2 separate regions of the Homo sapiens genome follow, and region 2 is linked to region 1. Evidence: read pairs that join two places in POLR2A ChIA-PET (ENCODE). Cell type or tissue: PC-9. All regions are shown on one strand.

Region 1 (5,000 bases):
AAATCAGGCAGAACTGGGCCTGGAACTCCAGATTTCGCACCTGCTAGACCACACAGCTGCCCTCACTCCCAGCGCGCCGCAGGGCCTTTCCTAATGGCTGAAAACACTGTCATCCATCTGTCCATTCTACCGTCTTGTCATTCAACAACAACAATTTTTTTGTACCTACAATGCACCAGGAACCGTTTTAGGTGTTTGGGATATATCAATCAACAAAAGAGACAAAAACCCCTATCCTATGAAGCTTTCATTCGAATGAGGAGAAATAGACAATAAAGAAATAAACAAATCAATAACACAGCTTGTCAGATGGTGGCAAGTGCTACAGAGGGTGGGAGGGGCTGAAACAGGAGCTTGGAAGGGTGTGTGTGAGAGCAAGTGGATGCCACGATTTTATATTTTTTGAGACAACAGTCTCACTCTATCACCCATGCTAGAGTGCAATGGTGCAATCTCCGCTCACTGCAACCTCTGCCTCAGCCTCACGAGTAGCTGGCATTACAGGCACACACCATCACGCTCTGCTGATTTTTGTATTTTTAGTAGAGACGGGGTTTCACCGTGTTGGCTAGGCTGGTCTCCAACTCCTGACCTCAGGTGATCCACCTGCCTCGGCCTCCCAAAGTGCTGGGACTACAGGCGTGAGCCACCGTGCCTGGCTGAGAGAAATTTATTGATATAGTTAGCTGGTGTTTTATTTGTTTGTGAGACAGTGTCTTGCTCCGTTGCTCAGGCAGCTGGAGTGCAGTGGTGCGATTTCCGCTCACTGCAACCTCCGCCTCCCAGGTTCAAGCAATTCTCCTGCCTTAGCCTCTTGAGTAGCTGGGATTACAGGCGCCTGCCACCACGCCCAGCTAATTTTTGTATTGTTAGTAGAGACGGGGTTTCTCTATGTTGGCCAGCCTGGTCTCAAACTCCTGACCTCAAGTGATCTACCTGCCGCGGCCTCCCAAAGTGTGGGATTACAGGCGTGAGCCACTGCACCCGGCCACCACAATTTTAAATTGAGCGGTCAAAGTGGGTATTTCAGCCAGGACCTGGAGGAGGTAAGGAAACAAATCACGCAATTATTGGGGCAAGAACAGCAAGTGCCTAGGCCCTGGGGCAGGAGTTTACTTAGCATGTTGGAGGAGCAGGAAAGAGGCTGGGGTGGGGCCCCGGAGCCCACTGTGATGACTGTGACGTCCATGGGTGAGAAAGGAAAACATGAGGGGATGTCGAACAAAGGCCGTGACCTGGCTTTGTTCTTCCAGAACAAGAGGTTTAGAAGATTCCACAGGGAGGCCACTGCCAGTGATGGGAGGGGCCTTGGAGGTCCCAGGTGGGATGAAGAGGCCCAGAGCAAGGTAGGGTGGACCCTAGGTCACACAGCGAGGTGGCCCCCCATCCCTCCCCCTGGAAAGCAGTCCCACAGCTGATGGGCAGATGGCCAGACAAAGGCTGGGAGTGACAGACATGGCAGCCAGTTGGCCTCTGACCGCCAGGCTGAATGTGTGCGTGGTCCCGGCTGCTCCTCCGTGGGCCTGAGACCCTGGCGAGATGGGACCTGAGAGAAGAGAAAGAGGGAGGGAGGAAGGAGGAAAAGAGAGAGGTGAAAGAGAGGCGAGAGGGCCAGGCAGAGCTCCCCTGAACCTGGCTGGAGGAGTGACTGCCCCTCTTTTATGCCAGCAAGAACAGGCCAGTGAGTGCGCGTGGGTGGTGGGTGTACGAGCAGACCTGTTAATTCCAGAGGCCTTGGGGAGAATCAGCATGCGGGTGCACAAATCCGGGCATGAGGCACACTCCCTGGGCTCAAATTCACCTCCGCTCCTTCCCAGCCGGTGACCTCAGTCAGGCCACAGCCATTCTGTGTCTCACCTTCAGTGGTGTGCTGATATATGTTTAACTGGCTCTGATAAAGGGTGAGGGGAGCCCTGATGTGGCGTGTTTGCTCATTTCTTTTTTTTCTGAGATGGAGTTTCGCTCTGTCGCCCAGGCTGGAGTGCAGTGGCACCGTCTCAGCTCACTGCAATCTCTGCCTCCCGGGTTCAAGCGATTCTCTTGCCTCGGCCTCCCAAGTAGCTGGGATTATAGGCATCTGCCACCACGCCCGGCTAATTTTTGAATGTTTAGTAGAGACAAGGTTTTGCCATGTTGGCCAGGCTGGTCTCAAACACCTGATCTCAGGTGATCCTCCTGCCTCGGCCTCCCAAAGTGCTGGGATTACAGGGGTGAGCCACCGTGCCCGGCCGTGTTTGCCCATTTCTGTGGTGTAAACACTCCGCCCTGGCTGAGTTCAAGCTACCCACGTCGTGTCACTGATGGGCGTTGGAAAGGGATGTGCGGGGACACGCCATTGTCCAGTGTTTCTACCACACAAATAGAACAGACGCCACTCACCATAGGACCACAGATAACGCTGAAACACAGCAAAATAATTAGGAAGTGAGGACTTTTGAGTAGTTATTACCTTGTTTCTAATTATTTAATTGTAAGCCGATATCATTTAGTTTTTAACAATGGTTGTATTTTACGACTAGCTCACACACCATTCCTGAAATGTTAACAATTGACTCTCATGAGCTGGCCTGAGCCAGCGCCAACATGCCAGCATCCTCATCTGTAAAATGAAGATAAAAATAGCAGCTCTCCAGGGTGGGTCTGGGTGCTGGATAGCACGTGCAAGGTGCTTAATGCCACACCCTGCCCAGAGCAGGCCGGCCTTGGTCAACACTGGGCCCTTGTTTAAATTAGTCAAGGCAGAAATTATTTCCTCACATTTAGAAAAAGAATTTTTCCTGCTGGGCCTGCCTCCAAGGACCTGCCTGAGATCAGATCAGAATGTGGCAGGAGGGAGATTTCCAGTTGCATCAGGACTGACACATGTTGGGGGAGGAGGAGGAATTGTTCTCCCTGTGCCTGTCTGTGCTAGGTGGCAAGTGGACAGAAGGAATCAGAAGAGAAGTTTCCCCCTGTCTGGCCAGGGGCAGATCTTGTTCATAGGTTGCTCTGTTTAAAGGACAACCTATGTTGGGGAACCACCAAGGAGCTCCAGATCCTGCCAGGATAATGAAGAGAGGCTTCCCGGAGGCGGTGGTGACAAAGCTGGGCACTGAAGCATGCATAGGAGTTTACCGCTAAGATAATACTTAACATCAAGAATATACGCTGAAATATAAACTTCAGATCAGCAATATTGTATAATGGTTCACGAGGCATGATGCTTAGTGTTCATGATAACTGCAGTTATTATTTATGGATATATAGGCAAGGCCCAGCATGCAGCCTTGACATATGCACAGATGATCTCTTTTGATTCTGTTCTCTTCATTTTACAGAGGAGACAATGGAGGCCAAAAGAAGTGATGTCACACAGCGAGTGTGCGGCTGAGCCAGAATTTAAATCCCAGTTTGGCAGACTCCAGAGTCCTTGCTCTAAATCACTCCCCAGACTGCCATGCTGGGAAGGGGGAAGGTCCCAGCTGATGTTCCCAAGGTCAGGGAAAGTTCAGGGCCTGCTGAGGACAGCAAGGAGACAGGTCAGGCCATGGCCTGAGGATGCTCAAGAGGAAGCAGCGAGAGATGAGGCTGTGGAGGGAGGACTGGGCTAAAGACCAGGACAGGGTTTGGTGTTTAGAAGGCGGCAGAGAACCACAGCGCGCTCTCTCCACCCCGCCCCCCAACACCATGGTAGGATCCTTGAAAAAGCCCCCTCCCGGGGGGGTGACGAGGGACTGGAGGGACGTGACCCAGACCTTCGCCAGACCCCGGCCATCATGCTCCATTCTCTCCTCTTGCCCACAGTGGAGCAGGAAGCACGGGCCCTTCTTAGCTCTTTCAACCCCTCCCTGGTTTCTGGCTCCTCACTTAGATGGGCAGAAGTCCCCAGGACTGCAGGTGGACTCCTGGCAGAAGCTGGCACGCCCCGTCCCCACCCACCGGCCCCAGCCTGATGAACTTGCCCAAGCACCTACGTGCCCTTAGCTCACCTGATCCTCCCCACGTCCATCCCTATCTAACAGCTGAGGTCACTGAGGCCCCAAGAGGTGGAGGAAGTTGCCCGAGATGACAGACCAAATTAGGAAGGCACAGTCTGGACCAGCCTGCCCCTCAGTGTCTTCCCTTGGGACATGGCAGTCCAGGGTCAGGAGGGAGGTGGGATCCATCACTGCTGCCCTCTCTCTGCTCAGGACAGACAGGAGGGAGGACCCCGCCTGGCCCCCTGGAGGTCACAGGCCATGGAGGGGCCTGAACACAATCAGGGTAGGGACGGGGAGGGGGCTGAGAGAATGTTCCTGGCAGAAGGGACAGGATAGGCGAAGCCTTGCCCATGTGGACTGTGTCCGATGGGGACACAGAGGCCAGCAGGCAACTCTGCTGAGAATAAAGACCAGCCTGGGCTGGGCCTCCAAGCTAGAAGCTTCCCCTGCCCACCACCCCGCAATCCCGTGGTCTTTGTTTGTTTGAGGAGAGCTTTCTGGGCAGACTGGCAGCCCCACCCCTGGTTTTGGTAGGGGCGGCTTTCCCAGCAGTTCCCGCAGGGACATCCTGTGGAGGGTGTGCTGAGCCCACAGGTCTAGGACAATGGAGAGGCAGGGCAGGGAGCCAGGGCCGAGCGGGCAGGGCCGTGACAGCAGGGAGGGAGGGGTCAGACCAGCCCGCCTGCCTCGGGGTCTTGGGCCAGGGCCTCACTCCCTCCTCCTCGCCAGGCTGGCAGGAGGCCGTCAGAAAGCCAGTGCTGTCCACCTCTCACGGCAGCCCAGAGCTCAGAACCCCCACGGGCCCTCGGTGTCCTGGTGGGCAGCCCCAGGACCCCTGTCCATGGTGAGCGGAGCCATCCCCATGGCACACATGGCCTGTATGACCCCAGAAAGCAGTTTTGGAGCAGGAAAGGGCAAGTCTGAGCTTGAGGGAGCCCTGAGCCCCCGCCCTGTGGCCTTGGAGCCTGCATTCAGCCCTTGCTTCGGCCTGGGCTGAGCCACGGCTATTTTTACATGGCTGATCTGTTATTTGGAGAAGAC
Region 2 (5,000 bases), 210 kb after region 1:
ACTTAATATTGAAGAACCCTGACGCCTGTGATTGAAGAAGCTGTGATAAGCAGGGTGAAATATTACAGGTAGCAGAATGTCAGTAAGTGTTATTTTAGGAATGTGGTCCAGAATTCTGCCAAGCAAATCCCTTTGGGAAGCATATTGACAAATTCTTTTTAAGGGATCATCTCTGATCTGTTTGGCTTGTCTGTTTCATTTTCCTTATGTTTTTGAAGCACAGTAAAATAAATTGGGTGGAATATTTTTTGTTTTGTTGTTTTTTGAGACAGGGTCTCACTCTGTATTTCCCAGGCTGGAGTGCATTGGTGTGGTTTTGGCTCACTGCACTTTCTACTTCCCAGGCTCAAGCAGTCCTCCCACCTCAGCCTTCCGAGTAACTGGGACTATATAGGCACATGCCACCATGTCCGGCTAATTTTTTTTTTTCTTTTTGAGACGAAGTCTCGCTCTTGTCGCCTAGGCTGTAGTGCAGTGACACGATCTCAGCTCATTGCAACCTCCTTCTCCCAGGTTCAAGCGATTCTCCTGCCTCAGCCTCCTGAATAGCTGGGATTAGAGGCACCCGCTACCACGCCTGGCTAATTTTTGTATTTTTAGTGGAGATGGGGTTTCACCATTCTGGCCAGGCTTGTCTTAAACTCCTGACCTCAGGTTATCTCCCTGCCTCAGCCTTCCAAAGTACTGGGATTACAGGCGTGAGCCACCACACCTGGACAGGGTATCACTATAGTGCCAAGCCTGGTCTCAAATTTCTAGGTTCAAGCGATCCTCCTGCCTCGGCCTCCCAAAGTGTTCGGATTAGAGGCCACCGAGCCTGGCCTTGATTTTTTTTTTTTTTTTTTTTATTCAAGAGACATGGTCTTGCTCCAAGCTGGAGTGCATTGGCACCTTCTTAGGTTACTGCAGCCTCAAACTTCCGGGCCCAAACAGTCCTCCTGACTCAGCGTCCCCAGTAGCTAGGACTGGGTCTCTCTATGTTGCTGTTGCCTAGGCTGGTCTTGAACTCCTGCCCTTAAGCGATCCTCCCACCTTGACCTCCCAAAGCACTGAGATTACAGGTATGAGCCACTGTGCCTGGCCAAAAATGTTTTTGATTAGGAAATCAGCTAGCCGGTAGCCCGTGTCGTGGTACAAATAAAAAATTCTAATTTTAAGCAAATTTTTAAAGTTTACCAGAAATTTGTAAAATTTATTAACTTGATGCATCTTGAAATCTAAAGAGGAAATACACCTTTGTGATTGCTATGCTTGACTTTTTTCAGTATTAATTAATGGAAGGTTGAAGGACGGGAACGTTTTTGCAGTTACTTTTGGTGACTTGGTTTGTGGCATTTTTATGTTTTAAGGTAACAGCAGTTTATTCCTCTGATAATAAGGTCAAAATTATTTTGACAAATTATCTCAATAGTTAGGAGTAATTATGTACTGTTTGGGTAAAGGGGTCTGTCTATCTATGATCTCAGAAGTTCAAAGTGAAGCTGCAGTAAAAATAGTTACTTTACAGACATATACCTTGCAGCCAACTGTGTTGTATAAATAAACTTGACAGGAACTCACATTCCCGGAGCAGGAGACCACAGTCACCCAGACACAAAGGAAAATCGTTACTAGGCTGTAAACCTCAGTTTGTATTTGGCTTTGTAGAAGTTAGACTTAGCCAACAATTGGTCTTGGCAAAGTACACTTAGGCGGTGGCTCACGCTTGTAATCCCAGCACTTTGAGAGGCCGAGGTGGGCGGATCACGAGATCAGGAGATCGAGACCACGGTGAAACCCCGTCTCTACTAAAAACATATATATATAAAAAATTAGCCGGGCGTGGTGGTGGGCGCCTGTAGTCCCAGCTACTCGGAGAGGCTGAGGCAGGAGAATGGCGTGAACCCAGGAGGTGGAGCTTGTAGTGAGCTGAGATCGCGCCACTGCACTCCAGCCTGGGCTACAGAGCGAGACTCCGTCTCAGGGAGGAAAAAAAAAAAAAAAAAGGAGCCTCTTTTCTTCTGTTTTTTTGTTTGTTTGTTTTTGTTTTTTGTTTTTTGTTTTTTTGAGATGGAGTCTCGCTCTTTCGCCCAGGCTGGAGTGCAGTGGCGCGATCTCGGCTCACTGCAAGCTCCGCCTCCCGGGTTCACGCCATTCTCCTGCCTCAGCCTCCCGAGTAGCTGGGACTACAGGCGCCCGCCACCACGCCCGGCTATTTTTTTGTATTTTTGGTAGAGACGGGGTTTCACGGTGTTAGCCAAGATGGTCTCCATCTCCTGACCTCATGATCCGCCCGTCTCAGCCTCCGAAAGTGCTGGGATTACAGGCGCGAGCCACAGCGCCCGGCCAAAAGTAGCTTATTTTCTTAGTAGTCAAGTACAAAATGACGTCTAGTTGGGTCTTGGAATGTTATTCTGAGAATTTGTATTTTGCTGAGGTGCAGTGAAGTTTTACTTTTACATAATGATCGACAATACTGAAAACATTATTTTAGGCTATATTAAACTTATTTTTAGATTAAAAAAATCTTTTGAGGAAAATTTTAAATGCCCAATAATACCAAAGTAGACAGATAGGTATAATGGGCCTCCATGTACTCCCCCAGCCCCTGAAGTGATTAGGTCATGGATCAGCCTCGTTTCACCTATCTTAGCCCTCTCCCTAATGACTGTGAAGTACATTCTAAACATGATCATTTGTCTGTAAATATTTCAGTATGTATCTCTAAAAATGGTAAGAAAACCCCCAGCACAACACCACTGCCAAACTCAAAAAGGAAACAACAATTTCTGGATATTGTCTAATGTCTCATTACTCTTCACATTTTCATTTGTGTCATAATCGTCATAAATTTAAAAAAAGTTTGAATTCATTTCTCTCTTTTGTGCTCCTTGCAGTATATTTGCTGAAGATTCTAGGTCTTGTTCTTTAGAATATCCTGCAGAGTAGATCTTGCTAATTGTGTCCCAGGGATGTCCTTGAACATGTTTCTCTGTTTCTGTTCTTTGTGAATTAGTTATTGTACTTAGGGGCTCAAACAGGTTAGGTTTGTGAGGTGAGATTACTTCATATGTGGTGGTTTGTTCATTTTTCAGGAGACTGTAATATCTGGTTGTCTTTTAAAATGCCTGGATTAAATGATAAAATGGCCAATGTTTCAGTTATTTTTCATTTTTTAGCTGGAGTATTTTTATAGAGAGAAACCTCATTTGATCAAATAGTAATTACTATTTTGATTACTTGGCAATATAATTTGTGTAATAAAAAAGGATCACACTAAATGTTGATTCTTTTGCTTTTTAAAATTGGTTTTCAGAATAACAAAATGGTTTCCCAGCATCCTGTAGTGGTGATAAATTTGTTTCTTGTTTTTGATTTCACAGTTATAAACTCATGGATTTAAACTTGCATATTTCAAGCATTCGTTGTTACTAACTTTATTGACACTCAAATTGTCCCATATTTGACCAGTGGAGGCCTCTTCAAGCTGGCTCTTGAGTCCTTTCCACAATACCATAGTATTACTCGATAGCTTCCTTTTTGTCTGCTATGTGTGAGATGAACCTAACATTTCTTGCTCTAGACCTGGAGTCAGCCATTTCTCTGAAGAGCCCTGGTCCGTTTTAGTGATAAATTCATATTTAGAAACCATATTCTGGGCACTACTGGGCTGTTCATTTTTTCTAGACCTTTTCAGTGGATAGATCTGAGAACTATATATTTGAAAGCAATGTCATTTTATATTCATCTAATTCCGATTCAGAAATGCAGCGTTTTTACTTTTCATATGCTCTTTCTGTTCTTTTTTAGTCTTATTCTTGGTAATGACTCTATCTTAGCAAGTCTGCTCATGCATTATTTTCCATGACTTAACACATAGAAGTCATTACTCTCAAGGACACTACCTTGTCCCTGGGTTTCCTTTTTATTCATGGCTTGTAGACCACTCTGGCCCACAGTGATTTCCAGATTCATAGCATGCAAGCATAACTCCCATTTAACAGTCACTGGATACTCCAGGATTTACTGAGTTTTAAAAATTGAAGTATAACATTGACAGGAAAGTACGCACATATTACGGACGGCATGCCTCTACCAGTACACCAGAAGTCCGTTCCATGCCTCTTCCCAGATACTACTCTCACTTCCTGCTCCAAAAGACAGAGAGAGAGAGAGAGAGAAATACTATCGTCCTGATTTGTAATACTGTTGGTTAGTTTTGCCTCCTTTAGAACTATAAACTTTTGTGTTTTAGCAGTCATGACTTTTGTGAGAAAGAGAGGTCTTTCTAGCCCTTTCCAACTCTTAATTTTATCTCTAGATAGCATTCAGAAAAGATGTTATCTTCATCTTTGGCATTCTCAAAACTCCTAATACCTTAGGAATATAAGTAGAAGGTCAAGCATGGTCACTTTTGGGTTTTAGTTTCCCTTTTGATTTACAGAAGCTCTGTTTGTATTAGGAATTTTAAACTTCTCCCTATTTTGCAAATATTCTTTCCCAGTCATTTGTATTTAGACTTTATTGCTGTACTAACCTTAAAGTATTTTGTGTAGCATTATTTGACTGTTGAGTTTTGTGTCCTGCATAGGAGGACCACCTCCACTCAAATTGATGTGAAAAAACACTATTCTATGTTTTCTTTTAGTTAGGTTTTATACCTCTTTGTTTATATCTGTAATCTGTCTGGATTTGGATGTAGTGTGAGGTATCCGTATCAACATTTAAACACAGATAGGATGTTTTAACATCTTTCAGCCTTTTCCATTAAAATAAAACTTGCTTGAATTTCATTTACCCGTGACTACTACACTTTTCCATCTACCGTCAAACTTTTAGAAAAAATTTCCACTTGGGTTTTTCCACTTCATCTTCTCTTTGTCCACTCAGCGTTGCCTGCATGGATTCCACCTTACCTTCACACTGACACTGCTTATGCCGAGGGCAACTGTGGCCTTTTTTTTTTAATTGAATCCAGTGGACTGAATATAGACCCCTTCTTCCCTGAGCTGTATGTGTTT

The links. Peaks named below come from ENCODE experiments on the same cell type or tissue, not always from the same donor. Only the 100,000 strongest peaks of a DNase experiment are listed, where the experiment ranks them.
Region 2: POLR2A ChIA-PET joins it to region 1 with 5 read pairs; 1 of 35 experiments calls an interaction of 5 or more read pairs at or near these places.

What each region holds. Positions count from the first base shown.
Region 1 is chr17:4,519,147-4,524,146 of GRCh38, reverse strand. The region is part of intron 2 of SPNS2 (SPNS lysolipid transporter 2, sphingosine-1-phosphate); the gene reads right to left. Among named protein-coding and RNA genes, the nearest start is that of SPNS2, 23 kb to the right of the region's middle. In PC-9, no CTCF peak of the experiment used is centred here; a DNase peak (open chromatin) is centred at 2,756; H3K27ac peaks cover 3,493 bases.
Region 2 is chr17:4,312,786-4,317,785 of GRCh38, reverse strand. All of the region lies in intron 1 of UBE2G1 (ubiquitin conjugating enzyme E2 G1), which reads left to right. Among named protein-coding and RNA genes, the nearest start is that of ANKFY1, 51 kb to the right of the region's middle. RefSeq lists an enhancer at 1-596. In PC-9, no CTCF peak of the experiment used is centred here; no DNase peak of the experiment used is centred here; H3K27ac peaks cover 1,620 bases.